Regions from separate parts of the Homo sapiens genome. Here regions 2, 3, 4 and 5 are each linked to region 1. The links are chromatin loops, found by intact Hi-C in ENCODE. Cell type or tissue: PC-9. All regions are shown on one strand.

Region 1 (5,000 bases):
CCCACCCCCTTTATCACTTCTCCCCCATCCCTACTTTATCACCCAGGGCCTCCACAATCCCCTCCCTGTCCCTCTCCGGGGGCTCCTGGGTAGGAGAGGGAAAGACATGTAAATCAGTGGGGCTAGGGGAAGTGGAGGAAGCAGAAAGGATACCAGGAGCATTTCCCCTACACGCTTAACCTGGGGCTCACAGTCCTTGCCAGGCTGGGCCAGTGGCTTAGGGGACCAAGCCCTTCCTGATAGGCCGCTTGATCTATCTGGCCAGCCTAGTAGGCAAATGGGGAAATAGTAGTCAGGAGTTGACAAAGTTGGGGCACCTGCCCTCACTTTGGCCCTAGCCCCATGCCGGCTGCCACAGATGTTCACAGGTGTCTGCAGGATTCTTTTGTTTTTGTTGTTTTTTGACATAGGCTCTCGCTCTATTGCCCAGGCTAGAGTGCAGTGGTGCGATCATGGCTCATTGCAGACTCAACCTCCGGAGCTCAGGCAGTCCTCCCACCTTGGCCCCCCAGGTAGCTAGGACTACAGGCACATGCCACCAGGCCCAGCTAATTTATTTTTAAAATTTGTTTGTAGAGATGCCGCCTCTCTATGTTGCCCAGGCTGGTCTTGAAATCCTGGCCTCAAGTAATCCTCCCTCCCCGGCCTCCCAAAGTGTTGGGATTACAGGCATGAGCCACCATGTCCAGCCAGGATTTGGGATTGGGTCAGGGTGGCATGGGCCTTTCCAGAGGCCCAGTAGGCTTCTGAGTGCAAGTGAAGAGTGCAGCGGGGAGGCCCTACGGAGCTAAATAAGGGCTGTCGACCAGGCTATGTGTGACTTCTCCTTTCACCACCAAGGTCTGGAGGTCTAAGGGGAGCTCTGCCCACTACCCCCAGGAGCTCACGGGAGCTTCTTCCTGCCTTCCTCCTCTCAGCAACCAGTATCTAGGAGGCCATGCCTTCCTTCCCAGAGTCCAGCTCAGACAATTTGCAGAACAACCCAGCTTGAAATTTGATACTTGATCCACCCCTTGTGCATCCCCTAGATCAAATAACCCTGGATCTGTGACCCTTGGCTCAGATCTGTCTAATTCTTAAAGAGTCTGTTCAGACTTGGAGTGAGGCTGTTGAGTCCTGAGGAGGGAGGGGCTGTGGCAGCATTGACAAGTTCCCCGCATTCCTGTGGTACCTGAGTCTTTCCAATGACTCCCCTCACCTGAGGCTCAGTCTCTCATTACCCACCCGCTTCCCTTCCTTATCGGTGAGGTCTTGAACAACTGAACCAAAGAGCTTCTGGTTCATGAGCTAATGTTAACCTGCAAGAGGACACAGTCTTTGGCTCTGTCTCAGTCAACTCTGAATATGGTCTGCAGACCTAGCTTTTGGAAGATGCAAGAGCAGGAGGGATGGTGAGAATACTGGATGACAAAATGAGGATTCAAAACATTCGAGCAGGCCAGTGTGGGATAATAAAATCAGATAAATATAAAGAGGGACAAATGCTACATTCTGCATTTAGTCAAAAACAAATTGGTGGCCAGGCACGGTGGCTCACACCTGTAACCCCAGCACTTTGAGAGGCCAAGGCTTGGGAGGAAGGGAGGGGGTTTGCTTCAAGTCAGGAGTTCAGGACTAGCCTAGGCAACATAGAGAGACCTCGTCTTTACAAAACACAAAAAAATTAGCTGAGTGTGCCGGTGGTCCCAGCTGCTCAGGAGGCTGAGATGAGAGGATTGCTTGAGCCCAGGAGTTTGAGTCTGCAGTGAGCTATGATCATGCACTCCGGCCTAGGCCACAGAGAGACCATCTCTCTCTCTTTCTGTCCTTCTCTTTCACACATACACACACACACACACACACACACACACACACACACACACGAATTAGCCAAGTACAGAATGAGGGGGATGTGGCAGACACTTTAGGGAGAGGAGTTAGTATGAAGTTTCTGAAGCCACATGGAATTAACTTCACAGGTTCTGAAGTTGAAAGGAAGGTGTTTAAATTTGCATAAGTCTGTTTGCATTTCATTTTCTAGCAGGGACATTATTAGCCTTTTTGACTCTCATTTTCTCACAAGTGTACAGTGGAGTTTTCCGGAGGCTTCTTGACACATGATATCATAACAGGTTGAATGCAGAAGCCAATATGAGAATCTGGCTGCCTTCTACTAAACCAGACATTAAAGAGATTTGCAAAACTGTGAAACAATACTGTCTTGTCATTAAATTAGTTTTACTTTGGAAACTGGTTATTTTAAAGAAAAAAATGTGTTATTTGTTCTAACTTTTAATAGATTCATTATTGCCACATTTAAAGAATACACTTTAAAAATGTCTGTTTTAATTTCTAATGGTACATATTGATGAATCTAACCCACACACACAAAAGTTCTTTGGGGTCCTTCTTTTTAAGAGAGTAAAAGGATGCCAGGACCCAAATGCTTGAGAAACTCTGGTTTAGAGGCAAGCCACAGAGCTGCACGTTCAGAGAACTGCACGTACCCAGACACGGTGGTCGGTTAAGTTTCAATGTCTGGAACAAAGACAAATGACACTGAAGAGATCATGGTGGGGTTTATACCTCATCAGAGAAGCAGGGTTCCAACAAACATGGGGATAAATGAATCGATCAAACCCGATTCTTGAAACTTGTCTTGATTCCCTTTTCTCTGGGCATAAGCCACCCCTTGCCAGAGAATACTGACATTAATTATAGGTCAGTAAATACGCATGTAGTGAAGTCCAGGTGTTGGTGATTGTTGAAGGATTGACATTGACAAATAAAGAACATGACTGAAAGAAGTTGGGGACAGTAGTCACTAGAGTTCCATGCATTTCAGATTTATATTCCTATCTTCCCACCTCTTTCCCACACTTTTCTCCCCAGGCAGCTTTCGGCTGGGGCCAATTTGGTTTATTAAGTGGCACACCTGCCCCCTGGTGGCCAGGTGGTACAATGACACCTTCTCTCAGTTCTGGTAGATATCATGGAGCAGGAGTCCCTAGCACCAAGAAGCTGAGATCCGGAAGAGGCGCCCCAAAAAATCAGCCTGGAGTGAATCTAGAGGGCCCATCAGGGATCGGAGGTCGGAATGTGGGAGCAATGTCACCTCCTTGATAAAAACTTATTTGGCCATCTCAGCAACCCAATAGTGATGTTGGCCAACACATGATTGATAACTACGTGCCAGGTACTGTTATAAATGCTTTACACAGATTATATCACAACAACAGCAAATCTATGAGGTAGGTACTATTATTGTTACCATTCTGTGAAGAAACTGAGGCTCAAAAACATTAAGTAACTTGCCCAGGGTCATACAAATAGCAAATGGCAGAGCCAGGCCTGGGAGACAGCAGTTTACTTGTTAACTGTTACTTTTAACTTGTTAACACTTTGCAGCTTCCACTTGGCATGCCTAGTACTCATCTGTCTGTAGGGCTGTCTTCTCCCACTGCACAGTGCTTTTCTTGGGGGTGGCGACTGTCTTGTTCATCGCCATATCCCCAGCACTGAGCTCGGTGGTGTGGCTGGTTAGAAACACTGGAAGGACTACATAACTTGGCTGGACCTCAGAGGGAACCTGCAGCCTCGCTCACTGTCAGCACGGACTATGCTCAGAGGCCCGGGGCACAAGACCCTGGGAGGCCCTTGGGTGAGGTGTGAGAGGGTCAGATACTCCCTGTTGCCTGGGAGGAGAAGCCAGAGAGCAGATCCCTAACCCCATGTCGCTGGCATGAGGAGAGGTAAGCACCACCAGATGCCCTCAGTAGCAGAGACTCAGAGCCTTGCTGAATCTCACTCATATCATGGAGATAGAGAAAGGGTGGAAGGGGGATGTGATTGGGGCTTTGGGGGCGGGGGGCCAGGCAAGTGGCTCAAAGCTATCCCTGTAGGGCAGTAGCACCACCTCGTGGTGAAACTCAAGATGATTTAGGAAAAATAACCCAGCTAATCCATAACTGAGGGGAGGCTGGGAACCCCCTCCTTTGGAGTCAGCACTCTCCTTGGATAGAGCCACAGGAGAGGGCCTGGAACTCTTCCAGCGTCTCCCCAAGCCAGAGCAGCTCACTCCAGAAGTGCTCACCAGGTTGTATAGAATGTGAAGAAAACACCCCTTATGGACATGTCCTATGGGCCACAGGCTGAAAAGAGCCGCCTAGCTGAGGTCATGTCAATGAAATCACATGCTCTTCAGGGAACAGCCTGCGTCCAATGACTACCTGATGCAGGAATATAGAAGTGTCTCCCTCACTTCATCTTGGGGCAATCCAAAGGGCCATCCCAGCTTCAGAGATCCCCACACGGGTTGATTGAGACCTTCACTGAGACTGCTTTGCAGCCCAACTTCTCCCACTGCTAATTCTACTTCTTTCCCTTCCACCAGGGCTGATAATCCTGAGACTGCTCCCTAACAAGCTCCCTGCACTTCAACCTGCATTTCAGAGTCTACGTCCCTGGAACCCAACTTGCAACACCATCCCGTATATCATATATCACATGCGTGCATACAGAGATTCGGAGCAGCTGTCTGGAGCAGCGAGCTCTCAGATTCCCCCTGCCAGCCACAGGCTCCACACCCTGCTGTGCTTCTGGGTCTTGAGGAGCACAGACTCCCCATCAGCCTCACGGGCTCCCTGCCCACAATGAGGACTAGTTGCCTATAGGATGTCAGCATGATGAGCCATCTCCTTGGCCATGCTGGAGGTGTCAGACAGCATCCATCCTTCTTGTCATCTGCAGGGACCATGGGGCAGGCAGACCGACCTGCACTGCACAGGCAGCCTGCAAGGAGCCTGGTAGAAGCTGGGGAAATTGAAGGGCTGTGGTCACTCCTGGCAGGCCCTGTTTGCTTGCTCCAGGGCTAAAGGAATCAATACTCCTAGCACACCAGTGAGCTATTTATACCACATGATGCTTTGAGCCTATCAACCCCATGGTCTGTGCAGTGTTTTTGCTTTATGTCTCTTTTAAGAAGCAGACTCATTCGAACTACCCCAGGTGTGGCATAGCCC
Region 2 (5,000 bases), 110 kb after region 1:
GGACACAGACGCAGGGAGAAGGCATCGGACCTCATCATCATTCCCCAAACCGTCAGCGAGAACCGGCTATGAACCAGGCCCTGCGCCAGGACAGTGAGGGACACAAATTGCCTTAAGTAAAAGGGGCTGACCCCATTCTCAAGAAGTAACAGGCTTAATAAGGAGGTAAGGCACAGACACAAACACTCCAGTGGCAATCATAGCATGCACTTAAAGGGTGTTTGCCATGTACAAGGTCCTGACCTAAGCACTTTACATGTAGTAATTCATTAAAAACCCTCATCAGCCCTGTAAGAAAGGTACTCTTATTATTCCCATCTTATAGAGGAGGAAACTGAGGCACACAGAAAGTAAGATATTCTTTTTTAAAAAAAAAAAGAAAAAAAGACAAGAGTTGCACTCTGTTGCCCAGGTTGAAGTGCAGTGGCGTAATCATGGCTTATTGCAGCCTCAACCTCCTGGGCTCAGGTGATCCTCCCACCTCAGCCTCCCAAGTAGCTGGGACTACAGGCGCACATCACCACGCCTGGCTAATTTTTACTTATGTTTTAATTTTGTACAGGCAGGGTTTAACCATGTTGTTGAGGCTGGTCTCGAACACTGGGTTCAAGTGATCTGCCCACATCAGCCTCCCAAAGTGCTGGGATTATAGGCGTGAGCCACCGCACCCAGCCAAGAGACTCTCACACCACAGTACAACTAGTAAGCAGCGGAGTCAGGATCTGGGCCCAGGGAGTCTGAATCCATCTTAGCGGCTATGCTATGCCACTTTTGTACAGTCATGCAAGGGGAGAGGCAAATCCCATGAAAGAAGCATAAACAAATTAATATGAGAACTCAAAGAAGGGAGAGATTGTCCCCGGCAGAGGGTCAGAATCAAGGAGTGCTCCCTGGAGGAAGTAACATAGAGCAGCCTCTGGAAGGATAGTGGGGCTTCTGAGCCTATACTCAGGGGCAGGGACGGAAGCTCTACAGCAGAGATCGCTAAAGCAGTAGCAGAGACAGCACCCAAGAGGTCAGCTGCTGTTGTACAGCACCACCCAAAAGCCTGTCCTCATGGCAGCCCAGTGCCTAGAAGGGACACTGGCCAGAGGAAGATGTCCAGGCAGGCCAGGCTCAGCCACAGTGGAACAGCAATTCAGATTCATGCTCCAGCTCTCCAGCACCGTTGGCCTGTATCATCTCCCCGCACCTCCTACCTGCTCCATTCTCTCACTCTCACTGCTAATCCGGGTCCCCTTGCAAATCTGTTCATGGGGAGAGTGAAAGACAAAACTACAACACTTGAAAAACTCTTTATAATACAAATATTTGGTGGCATCTAATTTAGACAAAAATCACCCAGCTGTCTTGTTTGGACAGTTGGGCCCAGTAGAGTGGCCACAGAGCCATGTGGCCTGAAGCCTCAGGAGATAGGCTGGTGGGTGTGTGGGCAGGTCCCGCCTCTCCCTGTCAGGCCTGTACTTGGCTGAGATGCCAGGTCATTTGACATCTCTGGGCCTCAGTTCTCTCAGAAGTGACGATGAAGAAATATGAGCCCTTTCCCGGCTCTAGACCGACAGCTCCAGTCATAGCCTCCAACTGCAAGCATCTACCTGTTCCAAGGTGCATCCCAATCCCTTCCTGTCCCATCAGGCAAGAGCAGGTCAGGCCAAACCCCAGCCCACTGTTTTGGGTAATCCAGCCTTGGGTGGACTCCTTCCCTTTGCTCCTGGCTGCCTCCTGATCCCTTCAGTGGAGGGAAGCAACCTCCAGCCTCTTGTGGATTTGTTTTTTGTTTTGTTTTGTTTTGTTTTGTTTTGTTTTTCAGAGATAGAGTTTTGCTGTGTTGCCCAGGCCAGAAAACGCAGTGGCTATGCATGGGTACGATCATAGTGCACTGCAGCCTCGAACTCCTGGGCTCAAGCCATCCTCCTGCCCCAGCCTGCCAAGTAGCTGGGACGACAGGCGCGCCTGGATCCTCTTGTGGGTTTTAAGAAAGGAAGGAATTACTGGAGTCTGGAGGCCCGGCCCAGGCCTCCCACGCCCCCTGGCGGAAGGAACAGAGCTGTGTCCAGACCTGCACTGGAATCTGTGGCCAACCTTCCCACCACTCTCCTCCCACCCGTCCTGTCTTTTCCTCTGACCTTATTCATTCACTCTTAACTGCACATGCACTGGGTGCCAGGCGCATGCCACGAGATGGGGCGTGGAAGTGACTGAAATTGTCCCTGTCCCAAGGTGCTCTCTGTTCACTCAACTCTGTTCAATTCATTCAATAAATATTTACGGAGCTTCTGCTCTCTGCCAGGCTCTTCTCAAGGCCCCAAGGACACCATCCTGCCCTCGCAGAGTTTAGTCTAACAGGACCTATGGCCTGGTAAACAGACAATCATCATACAGTAGATGAGCCACAGGTGCCAGAGGAGAGGCCAAGAGGAGACACGCCAGATGCGCCAACAGCGGCCCTCACGCCGAGCAGGGGGCCGGAGGGGCAGAGGAGGGTGTGGGTGCGCACGCGTGTACGTGTGTGTGCATGCTGGGGGATGGTGGGAGACGGATTTGCAGAGATGGCAGAGCCACGTCAGGGCTGGGCTCGAGCAGCTGTGTAGGATCCCTCCAGGCGCAGGAAACGGGGTATGGGGTGGGGCAGGGCGGAAAGAACATCCCACACCAAGAGGACAGAGGGAGCAAGGGCACAAAGTCCCGGCATGTTTAGGAAGCTACAAATAGTTTGCTGTGGTACAAGTGTGTGGTCAGTGGCAAGGAGGCAGCAGGAGGGTGGAAGAGGCCTCGCAAGTTGTATAAGGGGCTTGGGTCTGATCCTGGAGCCTGTGAGGAGCCACTGAAGGCTTCAAGAGACGGAATGATACGAATACTTCTGCTTTCAGAAAAAGACCGCTAGACCAGTGGAATGTGGAGGGGGGCTGGGAAGGCAAGTGGTCGGAGATGGCATGGTGCTTGTACCCCAGCTGTGTGACATCAGGCAAGCCACATCACTTCTCTGAGCCACAGAGGCCTCATCTGTTAAATGGGGGTGCATCTGTCAAATGGGGGTGATGAAACTCAGCCTATAGACTTGTTAAGAGGAGTAAATGAGATAATATACAGAAGTGCCTACTGTGGTACCTGACACATAATAGACACATAGTAAATTATATACATATGCATATACATATATATATATGAAACGTCAGAGAGCCTACCAAGAAGGCTATTTCAATTGCCTAGGCAAGAGATGCAGAGAACCTGAATTCAATCATTGCGGAAGGTGAGAAGAAGGGGATGTCAAGAGCTGTTTCAGACAGTTGCCCTTTGGGAATGGGTTGGATATGGATCTTGTCTTTCTAAAAACATCCCAGAGTTCATCTCAGCCTTTTGTCCTCAGGCACTAATCCGTGACTCCTGCATTCCTCATCATCTTCCTGCATTTTTTCACTGCCTGCTTTGTATTAGGTGTACATACGCTTGTTCAAGGCTTGTCCATTTGCAGTTTGTCTGGCTCAGGCACAGGATGCCTGGAGTTCAGGCAAAGGCCCTGCTGGCTGAGCCTCTAGGTAGGTATGTCTCGGGCAGCAGTGGACAGATTCATGGAGGTTTTGGATGACAATCAGATGAGGATCTGTCCAGCCACCACGTTCATCCCTGAAGCTAAGGTTGAGAAAGGAAGTGCTGGGAAAGTTGACCACGGAGATTGGCTGGCTGGCGCCTGGGTTTCATCAAACACTCATTGCAGAGTGGAAATCCAGCAAGCCCATCTCCAGCCTACCCCTCAGGCACAGCTCCCCCAGTTCCCTGGCCAGTCAGCCTTCCTCCCACACCTGCCTCCAGGGTGCCAGCTCTTAACACAGGTACCACAGGTACCATTCGGGGGGTGCTCCAGCCCCTCTAGAAGGGCAAAAAGGGGCAAGCAGTTTGTGTGTGTGTAGCTCGATCACCATTTAACCTACTTAGAGTGTGTTCATCCAAGGTTGCCAGCGGCAGAGAGAGTTGTGGCAATTATTAAGGGCTAAGACCCCCAAAGCCATCTCATGGTGTTGCCACCCTCTCCAGGCCGTACTGAGCCTGGGGCAATTGTTAATAGTGTCAGAAGCAGCTATTAGTCTCCGTGGTCTGCAGGTTCCCCTCCAAGCTAGTTTGATTATGTTCATTTTAAGATGTTAGTTTGTGTTTTGTGTTTTTCCCCAGTATCTGTCCCCTGTTCCAAAGGGATAACTCAGCCCTTTAGATTTCTTTGGGGTAGAAATTAAAAAAAATAATAATTCAAAGACAACCTCTTGAACTGTCTCTCATGAATTCCTGGGCTTATTCAAGAGATGATATCAGGTGTTCAAGATGCTGTTGAGAGAGGAAAGCAAGGAGTGAGCAGGGTGAGGGGAGAGGAAGCTGAACTCCTGCCCCAGCATCACTGTGGAGAAGGGGCAGGGTCTCCAAGGGGCATGGCTGCATGGGCACTTTGGACCCTGCACACCAGCTCTACCAGCCTGGGCCAAGGTTCCCAGGTCACAAGGAGCAGTAACATGACCCAACACAGAGGCCTGTGGGAAAAGGGACAAGGGGGAGATCAGCATGACATGGTGAGAGGCCCTTGCATACCCTGCCTCCTGGGCTCCAAGAAGTAATTCTCCAGGACTCCTGAGCGACCCTGGGGAGGGGGAGGTAGCCTCAGTAATGGAGGAGATTAAATCCCCTGGGGCCAGTCAGGATGGGGCTCTGAGTTAGATTTAGGTTGGTTTAAATTTTTAAAAAATAGGACCTCTTTTGCTCTTCAGGATTTATGGAGGAAGATTCATCCCTCCAACTGCAGCCAGGACACTTATTGGCTGTTCCAGGTGCACCTGTGAGCCAGGTGAACATGGGCACAATGCAAGCGAGACCCTCCTTCCCTGGTCCCACAGGCAGCCTCGTCAGGTCCCTCAAAGGAGGAGCTGAGGATGTGGCTTTTTGGACCACCTTGGTTGACTGGCTTCTGGGTCCCCTTCACAAGGTCGTGGTGAATTGTCAGTTCCTTGATGTTGTGC
Region 3 (5,000 bases), 120 kb before region 1:
AAAGCCATTCCTCTTCATCCCTCCAACTCTTTCTTTCCAAGAAAAGTGCTCCCACCTGAGAAGACATGTTCAAAGCCACTCGAGTCCCCCTCTTCATTGCCTCTTGAATAGAGCCCAAACCACATGTTCTTCAAGTCATCGACAAACTCTTGCTCTGAGCCATAGCGATCTGCAGAGGAACACAAAGGGTTTTGGAGAGGGGAGGCAGGGCCAGGTCCTGGGAGCGCTAAACAGAGACCTGAAGAGCTACTTGCTCCCACACGTCAAGAAACATGTGGGTTCAATCAACAAATGTGTTCGGCTGTTAATTCAATGATTATCTATGGGATGCCTATTTTGTGCCAAATCCAGATCTAAAGGCTGAGGATTCAGCTGGGAATAGCAAGGACACGGTCTCTATCTATATTACATTCCACTGGAGGAGTCAAATAATAAGTAAACAATAAGAAATATGATTTCAGATCAGTGCTATGAAGCAAAGTAGCCCGTAATGACGGGAAAGGGCTGGCACATAAGTTGGCGGGGGGGGGGGGTCTTCTAGAAAGGAACATCAGAAAGGCCTCTGTGAAAAGGTAGCACTGATCAGAGAGCTGAAGGATAAGGAACTTGCTACACAAAGATCTGTGGGGAAGATTCCTCCATGTAGAGGGAACTGCAAGAGCAAAGGCTCCAGGCAGACTTGAGTTTGCTACTCAAAGAACTAAAAGAAGTCAGTGAGGCTGGAGCAGGAGGGGAGAGTGGTAGGAGAGGAGGTTTGAGAAGCAGCCAAGGGTCAGATCCTTCAAGCCATGGCAAGAAGGTCAGGTCTCAGGCAAATAGAAATAAAACAAAAAATGTTTTAGATTTACTAATTGCTTTCTGTCCACCTAGTGCCTGCCATTTTAAGTGCTTTCAATGTAACACTGAATCCTCACGTTGAATCTTCATATAAGCTTGGTACTAATTATCCCCAACTTAGAAATGAAGAAACTGAGACGGACAAAGTATAAAACTCATGCAAGATCACAGTTAATGAAAGGTAGAGACAGCACTTGAGTCCACTCAGTCTAGCTCCAGAGACCAATCTCTTTAACAACTCTATAGCTTCTTGGTAGTGCAGAGCCACTGAAGGATTTTAAGCAGGGGAATTGTATGATAGGACCTTTTAAAAGATCACCCTGGCTGTGTATGTTAAAAAGGCAATGGGGTGGTATGAGTGGAAGCAGAGAGACCAGTCTTGAGGCTCATGCTTTGTCTACGTAAGAAGTTGATGGGGCTTAGATGGTGGTGTTAACTCCGGAGGAGGAGAGAGAAGCAGTAGGCCCAGGACATATTTTGAAGTGGGAGTGATGGACATTACATTACTGATGGAGGAGATGGGAGTAGGGAACTTTGAGGTAAAGAGAACAATTACATCTAACTACTAGGCTTTTGGCCTGAGCAACCGGATGGGTTATGCCCGCCATTTATGAAATGGGGAAGACCCAGAGAGGAGCAGGTATTTTTGATGGGAACCAAAAATTATTTCTACACTAGGTTCTGTGTGAATATCAGTTAGATAGCTAAGTGGAAGATGTTGAGAAGGCCCTTGGGAAAGTTCAGGGCTGGAGATTTCAATGAGGGAACCATCAAAGATTGACTGTTTACTGCCCACAATTTTATATGGTGAATACAAAAGAGATACCAGACATATTCCTTCCTTTCCAGGACTTAAAACACATTTGGAAAACAAGACTACATAAAATAACAGAGAATGGTTTCACACACTGAATAGTTCCCCTTACTGAGCAAGGACTGAGTGCCAGGCTTTCTACTGGGTGCTTTATAAGCAGTCATCCTCAAAAACCCCATTTCAAAGGGAAGTCCCAGAGAGGTCAAATAAATTGCCCAGGGTCAAGTCACTAGCAAGTGGCAGAGCCAAGATTTAAACCAAGTCTCTCTGGCCCAAGGCTATTGTGGACCACACTCCAAACTCTGCAGAGGTGCCGAAAGCCAGAGTGAGCTGGGGCAGGTGCAGCCTTCACAAATGCGGTGGGATATGAATTATCATAGAACTTTAAGGATAAGTGGGATTTGGACAAGGAGAGAGGTGAGGAGAGAGTTAGTAACGGGACAGCCTGGCCTTGGCATCGGAACCCTGAGTTCCAGCCCCAGCTCCGCTTCCAACTCATTTGTGGCCTCAGATAAGTCTAGCCTGTCTGGCCTCCGTTTCTCTCATTTGAAAAGCCCTTGCTCAGTCTAGACCTCCAAGATTCTCTTGTGTATTTACTACGAAGAGAACGCCAGGGGGCAGCACAGGATTGCAACTTCTTCATAGAGTCACTCTTGTGTCGCTGTCACTTTACCTAAAAACAGTGTCACCAACTCTTAAGGGAGGCAGCAGCTCTGAGCCAAGGCACTCTCAGGGACAACGAGGGAAGACCCGGACAGAGCCACCCCTGAGACAAAGCCCAGCTGCCTGGAGTTGGGAAAGGAATCTGCAGGACAGTAACAAACACAACTCCATGCCAAGAAGTCCTGCGGCCAAAATCTTTTTTGGTCTGACTCAAATGTGTCTCTACCTGGAGGCTTTCCAACCACAACTCTTCCCGATAGGACTTCCCGCTCTGAACCTTTGTTGATTCTCTGATGTTGTTTCCCCAGCCAAAAGGTGGACTCAGCCAACCCGATTCCTGGACTTTATTGCGGGAGGAGGGAGTAGAGTCAGCGACTCTACCTGTCTGAAACATGGTGCTGACTCCAGGATCGCGGAGGTGGCTGAGACGTGCTCTGGGTGGGGGTGGGATGTGAGGGGAGGCTCACACCTGGCAGAGAACCCTGAGACTGTAGCAGAGGGTGGGCGTGCATGAGGCAGTTAACATGAAGTCAAAGGTGGGGTGATATCCAAGCCAGCCAGCCAGAGGATGTGCCAGCTCCTGGTTGGGTTCCTAACCTCTCCTTGGCTTCCCCCTGGCCTCATCCCTCATCCCTCCCAGATGTACACTGACCTCCACAGAGTCCCCACCGCCTCCTCACCTGCCCTCCTAACCTTCCCCTCCCCCGCCCACCTGGCTTCGCTCAGACAGACTCATGCGCTCTGGGGCCTGGGGGTGCTCACTCACTCTGGTGATGGAGGAAGCTGTAGAGCTCCTTCATGACTGCTGTCTTCATGATCTCTCTGAGGAAGGCGTCCTGCTCGGCCAGCTCCTGGGCACTGAAGTGCTCCCCATGGCCTGTTGCCCGCTGGTAGTTGTTGAGGAGGTTGATGAAGGCTGCATAGGTGGGCTTGGAGAACAGCTTCTCATTGACATAAGTGAAGAGTCTGGGGGAGGCAGAGGGGAGCCCCACTGAGAGCCCCAAACACAGGGCAGCGACCCCTCCAGAGACTTCTAGACAGGCCAGGGGCAGACAGGCGAGGGCTGGGTTCAGGAGCCGAGGGGGCACTTCGGGTACTCTTGAAAGTCACACATCAGGTCACTTTTCTTCCACCTCATGTTTTGGAAGAGCTGTTCTATCCTCAGCCTGGCCAATCACAGAAACCCTCCCAACTGGATATCCACAGTCCCTCAAGATGGCTTTGTCTCTGGAGAACTATTTTTTTTCTGCTCTCCCTTTGATCGTGCCTGACTTGAGGATAAAAAGTCGAGACATCGAAAGAAGCAAGGATAGGGGCAAGATTTAGGGGGTAGAAAGAGGAATTGTGGGAACTCACGGCTTTGGGCAGCGATCCACTTGGTTTCTGGTCTCTGACGGGGAGATGCAGTTTTGGCTATTGAGAACGATGTCTTCCTTCTGGGCTTTGTTGGTGTCTGCCCTGTAGATCTTCTCAGAGATGCTCTGAATCTCCTCTTTTGTTATGGCATCACTGCTGTGGGAGACCTCTGGGAGGAATTGGAAGAGGGGTGGCCTCAGAGCCAGAGGGAAAGGGGGGCGGGCAGGAAATTATCTGTGTACCTCCCCTCCTGGGCACCTTCAAGAAGCCAGCAAGGAGGGAGGGGGGCCACAGTTGGACACCCTAGTGGTGGACAGGGGCCCAGAGCCTAAAGGACGTGTAAAATCACCACACGGCATTGCCCACAGAATGTCCCCCGCCCCTTCCCCCTAGAAGGGGTCTCACGCTTGAGCATGCATCAGAACCACCTGGAGGCCCTGGTAGTACAGGACAGTGAGTCCCATCCCTAGAGTTTCTAATTAAGTAGGCCCGGAGTGAAGCCCCAGAGTTTGTGTTTCTAACAAGTTCTCAGACATTGCTGAAGCTGCTGGTCCAGGGACCACATGTTGAGAACCTGCTCTAAAGTCCTTCTGTCTCTGCAGCTTAGCTAAGGGAGCAGAAGACTAACCGTGGTCACTACACAGGCTCTCAAAATCCTTGCAGCAGTTCCCAAACTCTTGGCAGCGGGCATTGCAGTGACATTGGTGGTGCTTGTCAAAGGCTTCGTAGCAGCGGCCCTGGCAGGAGGTGGGTGCCGAGTACAAGTCTGAGAAGAGAGGGGTGGTGTGTCCCGGGCTGACCTCTAGAGGTCGCTCTGAACGCCCCACAGGCTGTCGCTCCCTAGCCTGGCTGTCTTCACTCTGCCCAGTAAAGATCTCCAGGGAAGGAAAACAAACAAACCTAATTCGTGCACACCCTTCACAGTCAGGAAGTCCTTTCTGATGCCGAACTTTACTTTCTGGCCTGCTGTTTTTCTAATCTTCTCATTCTAAAAATAAAATCTCTTCCACTTCCCTCTCCAGGCCTCAGGCTCTCTTTCCTAGCTACCCTCCTCCCATGGCCCCCCAGGCTGGCTGAGCCCCCCCAGGCTTCTTCCTGCCCAGGTTCCCAGAATCCAACAAGCCTCTCTCATCTGGCTGAGGCCTGGGCCTGGTGCCACTGCCATGGCCGCCCCTGCTTGTCACCCTCATGTCCCTCCTGCTTTATCTTGAGGGCCCCCCTTTGGGGAGGCAGGCTCACTGCTGGCGAGGGCCTCTTCTGTCTCTTCCTCCAGCTGTGGCAATGGCTCTGACTCTTTGTGGTCCTCTGCAGGTAGATAGAAAAATAAAGT
Region 4 (5,000 bases), 55 kb before region 1:
GGGACCATGGCTCTAAAACCTCCATCACAGTGTCTTTCTGAAGGGTTGGTTCAGCTGCCAGGACGTTGCAGGGATGTTGAGTGGGGAGGGTGGCCCTGGCCTTGTGGCCGGTGCAGAGGCCGAGGGCAGGGCCTGCCAAAGTCACTGTCGGTACTTCTCTCCCTGCAGGCCTCACAGACCCCACCAGCTACTACCTCTCCAGCGTCTGGAGCTTCATTTCCTTCAAGTGGGCCTTCCTGCTCAGCCTCTATGCCCACCGCTACCGGGCTGACTTTGCTGACATCAGCATCCTCAGCGATTTCTGACCCAGGGGGTGAGGTCTCTGCACCCTGGGGGGGCCTTAGGACCTGGACTCAGCCTCTGAGATGTTGGGAGAGGCTACTCCCACCCCCTGGTGACCCCAGAACTGTGGCAGAAAATACACAGCAGGACGAGTGTGGTCTCCCAGGAAGCTGTCCTGCCCGTCCCCTTTCGAGGAAACCTGAGTGTGGTAGAGAGGGGATCCTGCCATGTTGCTCCTCATCAGCCTGGCCAGAGGGCAGCTTTAGACCTTTTCAAATGAATCTGTTTTCTTTTCTTTCTTTTTTTTTTCTTTTTTTTTTTTTTTTGAGATGGAGTCTTACTCTGTCACCCAGGCTGGAGTGCAGTAGTGCGATCTCAGCTCACTGCAACCTCCGCCTCCCAGGTTCAAGCAATTCTCCTGCCTTGGCCTCTCAAGTAGCTGGGATTACAGGCATCTGCCACCATGCCCGGCAAATTTTTGTGTTTTTAGTAGAGACAGGGTTTTGCCATGTTGGCCAGGCTGGTCTCGAACTCCTGATCTCAGGTGATTCACCCGCCTCAGCCTTCCAAAGTGCTGGGATTATAGGTGTGAGCCACCGTGCCCGGCCTGGATCTGTTTTCTTAGCACGCAGTGAGGAATCTTTGTACTTAAGGCCAGGGCAACAAAGTCAAGAGGTCAAGGTGTAGGGCCATGAGGCCTGGACCTATGCTGCAGGCAAGGGTTTCCATCCCCGCTGCCCTAGGCACTCTCTTCCCAAGGCCAGGTTGGGCACCTGGGGAGGTCAGTTCAGAAATATCTAGCAGAGACCTCTTAAACCCCCATCCCAGCACCCCATCCTGTTGTTCCCAGAGCTGGTCTCCCATGAGTGTGCTAGAGCCAGATAGCCGTGGCCCCCCACCCATCTCACTCACACACACAGGCATCCATACACCCCAGAAGACTTCCCAAATGAGGCCAGACTCAGGGTCACGGGGAATGTGCTTCTGCCCCTGTAAGGGCTTTGGGGAAGGGGGCAACATAGTAGAGGCTGGAAAGAGCCCCCAAACCTGTACCCATGCCCCTCCAGCCCTGCGTTTCCATTCTGCCTTCTCAGAGTGCCCTTGCTGCACCCAGACCACCGGCCAGGAGAGACCTTCTCTCCCACTCCAGCCCCTCTCACTGCCCTTCAACTAGAGCTTTCACCTTTTTACATTTCCCTTCTGAAGGACACAAATCTGCTTTTCTGCCCATACACTGGCCCAAGGGCTCACCTAACTTGGGAGGGAAGGGGCTGTTGGTACAAGGATGATTTTCTGTTAGACTGCCATTTTGCACGGTCTCCCCCTTCCCATCTGATGTGTCCTGCCCCTCAGCTCTTTGCCTTATCTGTGTCACTGTCACTTTAGCAAAAATACAGCGGCCATTTGTATCAGCCTCTGGTGGTTGCTTGTGAGGTGGGACTCTTGCGGGAACAGGTGGACTTTGGGAGGAGTGGGCAGGGAGGGAGTGGTAGTGGCAGTTCTCGAGCTATCTGATTAAGCCATTCCGCTAGTTCAGTTGTGCCCTGGAGGGCAGGGGACAGAGTCAGTATCTCTGGGGCTGCAGGCCCTCTTGCCTTGGCCCTCCTGGCATGGGGTAACCACCAGCTCAGCTCTCCTCCTCCAGCTTTCCTCTCTCTAGCACACCCCAGCCAGGGCAAGGATGCCCACGGGCATAGCTACAGCAACCCCTGCGGGATTTGGTGTCCACACCCGAGAGGCCAGGCCAGATGGGAAAGGGATTAGCGCCTCTTCCCTCACACTCTGCCAGGCTGCCAGGAGCTTGGGCCAGGTCTAAGGTAATGAGGTGCTCCTCTTCCTGCTGGAAAAACCGGACAGACTCAGAACCACAAAGGCAGGTGCTGCCAGCCTGGCGCCTTCCTCTCTGCTTAGGCTGGGTGAGCTTGTCCAGGCCTGTGCCTCACCCCTTCTCTCTTCTAGGCTCAGTGTATGCTTAATCAGGCATGGTGCATCAGAGCGGGAAGGAGCCATCAACAGTGTATACTTCTGGAGCCTTCTACTGATAAACAGAGGCCCCAGAAGACGATTTGACTTACCTGAGCTCCCAGCTGGGACTTAAACCCAGGTGTGTCTGAGTCACAACTCTTCGGGGATGCCGTGGTGAGCTGGGGCTGAGCTCCTGTATTCCCACTCCCCCACCCCACCCCCACTCCTGCCATATCAGGGCTGGTCTCTGTGGACTCAGCCCAGGGCTGCCTCCTCTTTGTCACCCCAAAGTGGGGCAGCCAGGGACAGCCAGGGTGTGTTCAGAATGGGTTCTTCCTGCAGGGCAGGAAGGGCAGATTGTTAAAGGGGCTGCGGCCCAGACCACCCTGGTCCCTCCTCCGGCAGTGACTCAGACCCACACTGTGCCGTGCAGCTGTGTGCCCTGCACACCCGCTTGACGGCGCACTGCTCACTTCTGGGGGGCCCTTTCAGAGGCACTTTTAAAGCAAATAAAACATTTATTGTTCAGATTTTTTTCCATTTTCTTCCTTTTTACAAAAACATGCATACATACACAGGGTATGGTGGGTCCTAGGAAAGACACACACACACGCCTCACTCACACACACGCTCACACACACGCCTCACTCACACACATGCTCACACACATTTTCCTTCTTGACCCCAGGCCTGGACCCCCAAAAGCCTTGAAGACTTTGCCAGAGCAGCCTCCCCTCCTCCATGTCTGTATCTTCTCTCCCACCCCTTCCCCCTCAGTCAGGCTACTCCTATGTGGGGTGGGAATCAGAGCTATGGTGGGGGAGGCCCCAGAAACAGAGAAGGCTCCCCGAGTGGGCAGTGGCCGAGGGGTCCCAGGGGTATGCTGCGCTTCTTGGGGAGATGAAGGGTTTGGCACCATTGGATCAGGAAGCACAGGACTCCCAGAGCACCCATCTGCTCCACCAGGGCATCGCCAGGAGGTTGATGTAGGGGGGCCTCTGGCGAGGGTACGGACCAGATGGAGGGCTGCCAGTCTCGGCTGTCAGGGAGCTTCGTCTCAGTGCCCAGTGGTAGAGGGAAGCTTCCAGAGTCGTCTGAGGAAGCAGGTGAGAGGGACTACCCCTGCACTCAGGAATATGGGACCTCTTGGCTCCCCACTCCCCCCTAGCCCCTAGAGCCTAGGAAGGGCCAGCCTGTCTGAGGCCAAGTTCACATTTCTGTGTGGAGCCTGAGGCTGTGTGCAAAGTCTGGGGTTTGCAGAGCCAGGAATAGTGGTTAAGGGTGAGCCCGACGGAGCCGGAGCCAGTCCTCCTCTGTGCAGTCCTGAGGAATGGGGGCCACAGCCAGGGCCCATACTGGAGGGGAGAATCTGTTCTCGAGAGCCCTGTGGGGGTCGCCGCCCAGCCCGTCTCCTCTCAGGGTCCTCTCCAGTTCCCATTCTAGACCCAGGGATTTTCTCACGCTCCCTGGGATAACTGTCAAAGCAGGCAGGCTGTTCTCTGGTTCCAACTACTTGCCCACAGGATCTCTAAAGACCCAGGAATGGGGGCTATTGCCAGGGGTTAGAAGAGAACCAGGTCCCAAGGGCATGGTGGGCGGGCAGATGGTTCCAGAGCCTTAGAGATTCATAGGTTCTTCCTCCTCCACCAGCTGCTCCGAGGGCCTGTGGGGAGGGACAAGGGTGGGATGCTGGAGCACCAGGGCTGCAGCAAGGGCCTTAGCTAAGCTTCCTCTCAACCCTGGTCAGGAAGCCTGGGAGGGTTGGGGTGGCTGCATAGCGGACCCGGGGTCTTCAAGCAGGGAGGAATGAAGCGGTGGAGAGGCTGTGGGCCCAGGGCCAGGGGTCTGGCATTACCTATCTTCAGCCAGGATGCCCACAGAGAGGGACGCCAGTGCGGTCACTGCCTCCACTTCTTCTTTGTCAGCCCCTGGCACTCTAGGCACCCAGGAGTCTGGACAGGAGGCCAGGCGCTGCATGCAGCCCCAGTATTTACCTGGGGTAAGATGCCAGGTCAGAAAGGGTTGGAGAAAGCAAGCCCCTCCACACTGCGTCCTAGACCGGATATTGAGGTTGGTGTCTCAGGCCCAGGGCCCCGGAGGAGCGGGCCTGTCCTCCACTTAGGGTCGGCTCTCCCACCTGCCCCTCTCCTCACTTCGCTCCCACTCCCGCACAGCCTGACAGGGTACACAGAGTGGGTTCAACATGGCTGTGAGGGAGTCCTAGCAGGTGCCCAGCCTTTCTCTCATCCCCTGTGGCTGCAAGGCCACCTTTGACTCATTCCCCACAGGTGCGGGGCTCCTGAGAGCATCAGGAGAGCCTGCTTGCCTGCAGACAGGGTCTGTGTCACAGTGACCTCCCAGAGCCCCAAGCTCGGGCCTCCCACTTAAACACAGCCCCCACCAGTGCTCAGCCCAGCACTCAGGAAAGGAGGGCCTGGGAGGTGGGACGAACACAACATGGGAGAACTGACCATCACCACGGCCGCTCTGCATGGGTGCCCAGGCCAGGAGAATGCTCCTCCTGCCTGCTGCTGTGAGGAACCATGTCCTGGAATCTGGCTCAGTGTGAGGGCACCCACCGTAAGAGGAATCAGCCATGTCTTTACCATTATGTAAAGACATCACGGCTCCCCTACCCAGCCCTTGATATGGGAATCTATTTTACTCATTTTTATCCCTAGTATAGATTATGGGTCTTGACATAAGATGCTCAATAGATGTTGAGTTGAAGTTGAAAATTTAAAGTACTTTAC
Region 5 (5,000 bases), 93 kb before region 1:
CAGAGCCAGGCCCCTCCTCCCTCTTCTCCCTGGGACCCTCCCCAGAATCCACCACTGCCACACTCAAAATAGATCTCCTCCCTGGGCCCTGGCACCCTGCCTGGTCCCTACCAGCTCATGCACTTCCTGTGGGTTGACAACAAAGAGACGCTCATTGAGCCCCAGAGATGTGGCCACACCACGGGCATCTGGCTGCAGGCCAATGGCATCTGCAAAGACAGCAGAGGCGGACTGGGTGGGGGAAGGGAGGGAGGCCGGGGACCAGCTGGATGCCAGGGTGGAGGTGCTGTTTGGGAGGCTGAGAGGTTGTTTCTCCTAGTAGCGGGGTTGAAGTCCTGGGTGGTGCTCAGAATACACAGGTGCATGTGCCCACGCAGCCACGCAGCCCAGGGAAGCACATCCAAGAGGATGAGGAAAGATTCTCAGTGAGTCAGGAAGAACCTGGGCAGGGTCTGAGCCTCCCTCAGCCTCACTTTCTTCCCTGGTAAAATGGAGACAATAAGACTTGCCCCAACTATTTCATAAGTCAAATAAAATAATGTATATAAATAGTAGCTATAAGTACATGCTATGTATAAAAGCCCTTTGAAAATTGGGAAGTGTCTTATATAAGCCTTGGTGTTGATTTTCATCAGCTCCTCATGGACTGGGACTGTGCTTGAGTCCCCAGTCCCTAGAGCAGTGGCCTCCAAAGTAAGGTACATCAGATCATCCATGTGCCTGGGGAAAATATGAGCTCTTCTACTTACGTTTACTTTTTCTACCTGCTTTGCATTTCTACTCCATCAATTTCTATTTTATCTATCTTTATTATGATATTAATGTAGTAATATATGTGTATTACTTACAAACAAATATTCACACAGTGGGGTGTGGGTTTTAATTAAATGTTGGTTATTGACATGGGTGTCGATCCAAGTGCTTCGGAGATCAGTGCTCTAAACAGTGCCTGGCACATAGTAGGGTCTCAATAAACATGACCTTTGGGCAACTGCAACTCACCAGGTGGCCAGCAGAGGGCAGTGCTTCCCAGGGCAGGGCACACAGGTGACCATCTCTCCCCACTTCCTGAAGGGAGAAGGCTTTTCTTTTCTCATCCCCACTTCTTGAACGCCCCTAATTCTTGTCTGCCCTGGGTTCCAGCTGTCAAGCCCGTGCCCTCCGCAGAGAACAGTGGTTTTGAATGTTCCAGGTTCTCTGGAGGCCCATCTTAATACTCCTGAGCCCGCCATGTTCTCAGCACTGACTGGCAGGCCCTGTGCTAAGTGCTTTACACACATTAGCTCACTTAGCCATTGCAACCCTGTGGGTAGATACAATTACAGTCCTCATCTGACAGGTGAGGAAATGCAGGCTCAGAGAGGTTAAGCAACTTGCCCAGCATCACACAGCTAGTAAATGGTGAGCCTAAGATGCCTTCACGGGTCTGGGAGTCCACCGTCTATGCTCTTAACCATCAAGCTGACCTGTTTTACCTGCTGTGGTATCTCCAGCTCCTAACATATTGCTGGCTCATAGCTGATCCTCAAAAATGTTTGCTGAGTGACTAAACAAATGAAGACTACTTAAGTTCCAAGACCAGCTACTCTCACTGTGTGAGCTTGAGGAATAGCTCATGCCCTTTGAGCTTCAGTGTTCTTGTCTGAAAATAGGATAAAAGTACCTGTATCTCATGAGATTGTTATTAATTCATATTAAATGACTAAACACAAATGATGATAATAATAGCAGCTAATACTTATGTATCACTATGTGCCGGGCACCATTCTAAATGCTTTCATAGATGAACTCAATTGATCCTCACAATTCCTCCAGGAGGCAAGTACTCCTACTATTCCCATTTTATGGATGATAAAACTGAGCACAGAGGGATGAAGTACCCTGCCAGAGGACACACAGATGGTGAGCTAAAGGGCTGGTGCCGAATGCAAGCAGCAGGCTCCAGAGCTCATGCTCTTACACACTGCATGAAATGCACTTCGAACAGACGCACTCCACCTCCCATTAATGCTAGCCATCATTCACACTGAGGAAGACCAGAAAGATGACAATGATGACAATGATCTTGACTGGGGGACCTGGGCGCAGATCCGAGGGGCCACCCTCCCTTGGGGTCTATCCAGGGGCACAACTCACCACCTGCAGAATTGACCTTCACCAGCACCTGCCCCTTGGTCCAGCCATCCTCCTGGGCCAACGCTGCCATCACCTCTCTCACGGAGGCTGTCACAGGCAGCTGCAGGGTCAACACTGAGTGGTCTGGCCGGCAGATGTCATAGGGGACTGAAGAGGAGACCAGACTGAGCTGTGGGAAGGGCTGCCTGATCTCCACCCCAGGAGGGAGAGGGCGGCTATTGCAGTAATGGTGGGAGGGATCCCCAAGAGGCTGAGCTGCAGGTGGGGAGGCCCTGAGCAAAAAAGAGGCAGGTAGGAGGCAGATCTAGCCAGCAGCCTGGAACACAGACCCTGAGGAGTACAGCGTGCCACCTTGGCCCAGGCACACCGAGGTCAAGAGTGACGACAGCAGGACAAGAGAGGCAGAGACAGCAGGGTGCAGATGTCGGGCTGTGCCCAGCCGGCACAGACCACCAACCTTTATCCCCAACTTGGATGGCACAGCTGCTGCCAGGAAGGGGCTCGTCCTGGTTGGGGAGCCAAACAGGCAAGTTCCGGGCCTGGGAGGAAGAGGAACGAGAAAATAAGGCTGGGAGGACATGAGAGGAGACCGTGGAGGGAGGGATTGTGAGGTCCCTGTGTCACCAGGAGCACGGGCGCCACACAGCATTCACACCACCAGAGGGCTCTGCTTGCCACATTCACCTGAGCTCAGGTAAGGCACCTGGGACCAAGGATCCAGGAGAAGACACAACATGTCTAAGGGCGGGGCAAATCCATGCCCCTCCGTGTGTGTGTGCTTCTGCATCTGCCAGATAGGTCCAGAGCAGTTCTAATATGAAAATCCTTCAGCTGCTGACTTTGGTTTTCTCTTCCTTTTCCTCCAGCTACCATTTGCTACAAGCCAGGCATTATTCTGAGGATCTAAATATTCACAATGCGCCTTTGACAAAAGTATTATTTTTATTTCCATTTTATGGATGAAATAAATGAGGCTCAGAGAGGTTAAGTAACATGCCCAAAGCCACACAGCTGCTAACTGGCAGAGTTGGAATCCCTCCTGCTCCTTTCCCCCTCTGTGCTCCGATACTGTGTCAGTGGCCCTGTCCCAGCCCACAGCAGGGATGCAGTTCATGGAAACCACTGTCAGGCCTCTGCTGGCAGGGCAGCGCCTGCCAGGCAAGTCTCCTGACTCAGGTTCCCCTTCCCACCCTGCTTTTTTCCGACTCTGGTACTGACTCTGTCCCTCCTCCCAGCTCTGCGTATAGCAGATCCTCCAGGTTCGGACCTCAATCCATTGCTCTTCCCTACATTTCCAAATCTCAGGGACCCCTGCAGAGTTCCTTACTGCCTCATGTGTCGCCTGCACATGGGTGATTCCCAAAACTACCAGCAGTGCTGAACTCTCTTCCAAACCCTGGTCTCAAAAACCCCCTGCATCCTTCCACATGAATGATCCATTACCTCACACTCCATATACCCATCGGATCCTTGCATCCTGCCTCCCAGACCACTCTGTTCCCCAGCCATTCTCCCCAGCTCCAGGCTCCTCCACACTTCCGTAGCTTGTCATCTTGCTTTGAAGATTCTTCTTTGAAGTGGGTCTTCTGTGCCCCCTCCTCCCCTGCCCAGGCTAACTCCAGTTCCACCTGCCCACGAGGCCTCACTCCTTATCTACTCCAATGGCCCAACTATGCTCCTCCTCCTCCCTCCCAGGTGCCTCCAGCCCTCCTCCTCCAATCTGCCTGACCAGAGCCCTGTGAAGCTCCCGCACTCGACTTCAGTGGCGTCCATTGTCTGCTGGAGAAAGCCCAGGCTCTTTAGCTGACCTATTCAAAACACAAATCAGACTTTGCCAACCTTGGCTCAAACCCCTTTAATGGTTTGCACTGCTCTTAGGACAAAGATCAGACCCCTGTCCTTGGCCCAGGGGGCCCTGCCCACCTCCTGCCTGCTCTGGGGTCCTACTCTTACTCTCGCTCCTCCAGGGATCCTCCTCCTGGGTTCCCTTTCCTCCTGGGTTTGCCCACCAGGAATCCTCTTCTTCCTCCACCCTTGCCCCCTGCAGCTCTCAACTCCAGTAGTCGCTTACACGGGACACTTTCCCTGAATCTGCACTGGAGTTGGCTCTTCCCCTCCCGTTTTCAGGAGCGGACTACAGTTGGAAGAGCCGACTCCAGTGCACATTCAGGGAAAGTGTCCCGTGTCACTGCACATCACGGGTTGTTGAACTGCTCTGCCCCTTGCCTGACTGCAGCCCCACAGGCCAGGGTTGAATGAGGTGCAGCATCAGCACCTAGCGCAGTGCCCGGCCTGCGAGGGTGAGCCCACATCAGTTTCTGAGCGTCAGCCAAGAGCCAGGCAGCATGTGAGCAAGGAGAAGCGGAGGTGGGGGCCCGCAGGAGGGAAGTCAACTCTCCAGTGGGATGGGAGAGATACCAAAGGACAGAAAGCAAGTAGGCAAAGAAAACAACTCCACATGGCGAGAGTGCTTTGAAGAAAATCACAGAGGACACCAAGGCAGAGCGTGGTGGGAGAAAGGGGAGGGTGCTCCGGATAGGGAGACGGGAGGGGGCCTGTCTGGGAACCCAGCATTTGGCTGAGATGAGAACGAGAAGGATCCTGCCAGGCAGAGCCAGAGAAAGACCCTTCCAGGCTAAGGGATAAGTGCAAAGGCCCTGAGGGGAGAACGGGCTTCGCCTGCGGAGGAGAAGAAGCCAGTAAGAGTCTCCAGCAGGCAGGGGCTGGGACACACAGTAGGGTGGGACCATGGGGAGCCTGCTGGATGGTGAGGCCCCTGGATTTTATTCCCAGTGCAGCCCTCCCCACCACCAACCTAATCTACCTTTCCAGTTCTTTCTCCCACCATTCCTCAACCAAATCCT

What was found. A loop is a pair of places that touch in the nucleus more often than their neighbours do. Peaks named below come from ENCODE experiments on the same cell type or tissue, not always from the same donor. Only the 100,000 strongest peaks of a DNase experiment are listed, where the experiment ranks them.
Region 2: a loop joins it to region 1, with 14 times the contacts of the local background. A loop is called at or near these places in 11 of 110 quality-filtered maps.
Region 3: it touches region 1 in a loop (11-fold over the local background); 102 of 110 quality-filtered maps call a loop at or near these places.
Region 4: it touches region 1 in a loop (6-fold over the local background); 100 of 110 quality-filtered maps call a loop at or near these places.
Region 5: a loop joins it to region 1, with 8 times the contacts of the local background. A loop is called at or near these places in 35 of 110 quality-filtered maps.

What each region holds. Positions count from the first base shown.
Region 1 is chr12:47,834,861-47,839,860 of GRCh38, forward strand. It overlaps LINC02354 (long intergenic non-protein coding RNA 2354), which reads left to right. Exons shown (of 3, transcript XR_007063292.1): 3 at 2,958-5,000. Among named protein-coding and RNA genes, the nearest start is that of LINC02354, 8.2 kb to the left of the region's middle. In PC-9, CTCF peaks have their summits at 2,924 (motif pointing left), 3,131 and 3,903 (motif pointing left); DNase peaks (open chromatin) are centred at 1,121 and 2,901; H3K27ac peaks cover 1,438 bases.
Region 2 is chr12:47,947,612-47,952,611 of GRCh38, forward strand. No RefSeq gene overlaps it. Among named protein-coding and RNA genes, the nearest start is that of TMEM106C, 13 kb to the right of the region's middle. In PC-9, CTCF peaks have their summits at 2,003 (motif pointing left) and 2,207; a DNase peak (open chromatin) is centred at 2,020; H3K27ac peaks cover 55 bases.
Region 3 is chr12:47,713,220-47,718,219 of GRCh38, forward strand. It overlaps ENDOU (endonuclease, poly(U) specific), which reads right to left. Exons shown (of 10, transcript NM_001172439.2): 3 at 4,910-4,975; 4 at 4,299-4,436; 5 at 3,671-3,839; 6 at 3,081-3,280; 7 at 56-169. All of the region lies in intron 1 of RPAP3-DT (RPAP3 divergent transcript), which reads left to right. Among named protein-coding and RNA genes, the nearest start is that of RPAP3-DT, 9.6 kb to the left of the region's middle. RefSeq lists enhancers at 4,517-4,636, 4,977-5,000. In PC-9, CTCF peaks have their summits at 2,285 (motif pointing right), 2,486 and 4,438; DNase peaks (open chromatin) are centred at 2,272 and 4,532.
Region 4 is chr12:47,779,977-47,784,976 of GRCh38, forward strand. It overlaps SLC48A1 (solute carrier family 48 member 1), which reads left to right. Exons shown (of 3, transcript NM_017842.3): 3 at 169-2,775. The coding sequence ends at 305. It overlaps HDAC7 (histone deacetylase 7), which reads right to left. Exons shown (of 26, transcript NM_015401.5): 25 at 4,103-4,241; 26 at 2,746-3,910. The coding sequence ends at 3,865. Among named protein-coding and RNA genes, the nearest start is that of SLC48A1, 9.2 kb to the left of the region's middle. In PC-9, no CTCF peak of the experiment used is centred here; a DNase peak (open chromatin) is centred at 2,165; H3K27ac peaks cover 1,604 bases.
Region 5 is chr12:47,741,394-47,746,393 of GRCh38, forward strand. It overlaps RAPGEF3 (Rap guanine nucleotide exchange factor 3), which reads right to left. Exons shown (of 28, transcript NM_001098531.4): 17 at 2,594-2,675; 18 at 2,137-2,283; 19 at 112-209. Among named protein-coding and RNA genes, the nearest start is that of RAPGEF3, 15 kb to the right of the region's middle. RefSeq lists an enhancer at 1,248-1,297. In PC-9, CTCF peaks have their summits at 992 (motif pointing right), 1,199, 2,783 (motif pointing right) and 2,989; a DNase peak (open chromatin) is centred at 2,828.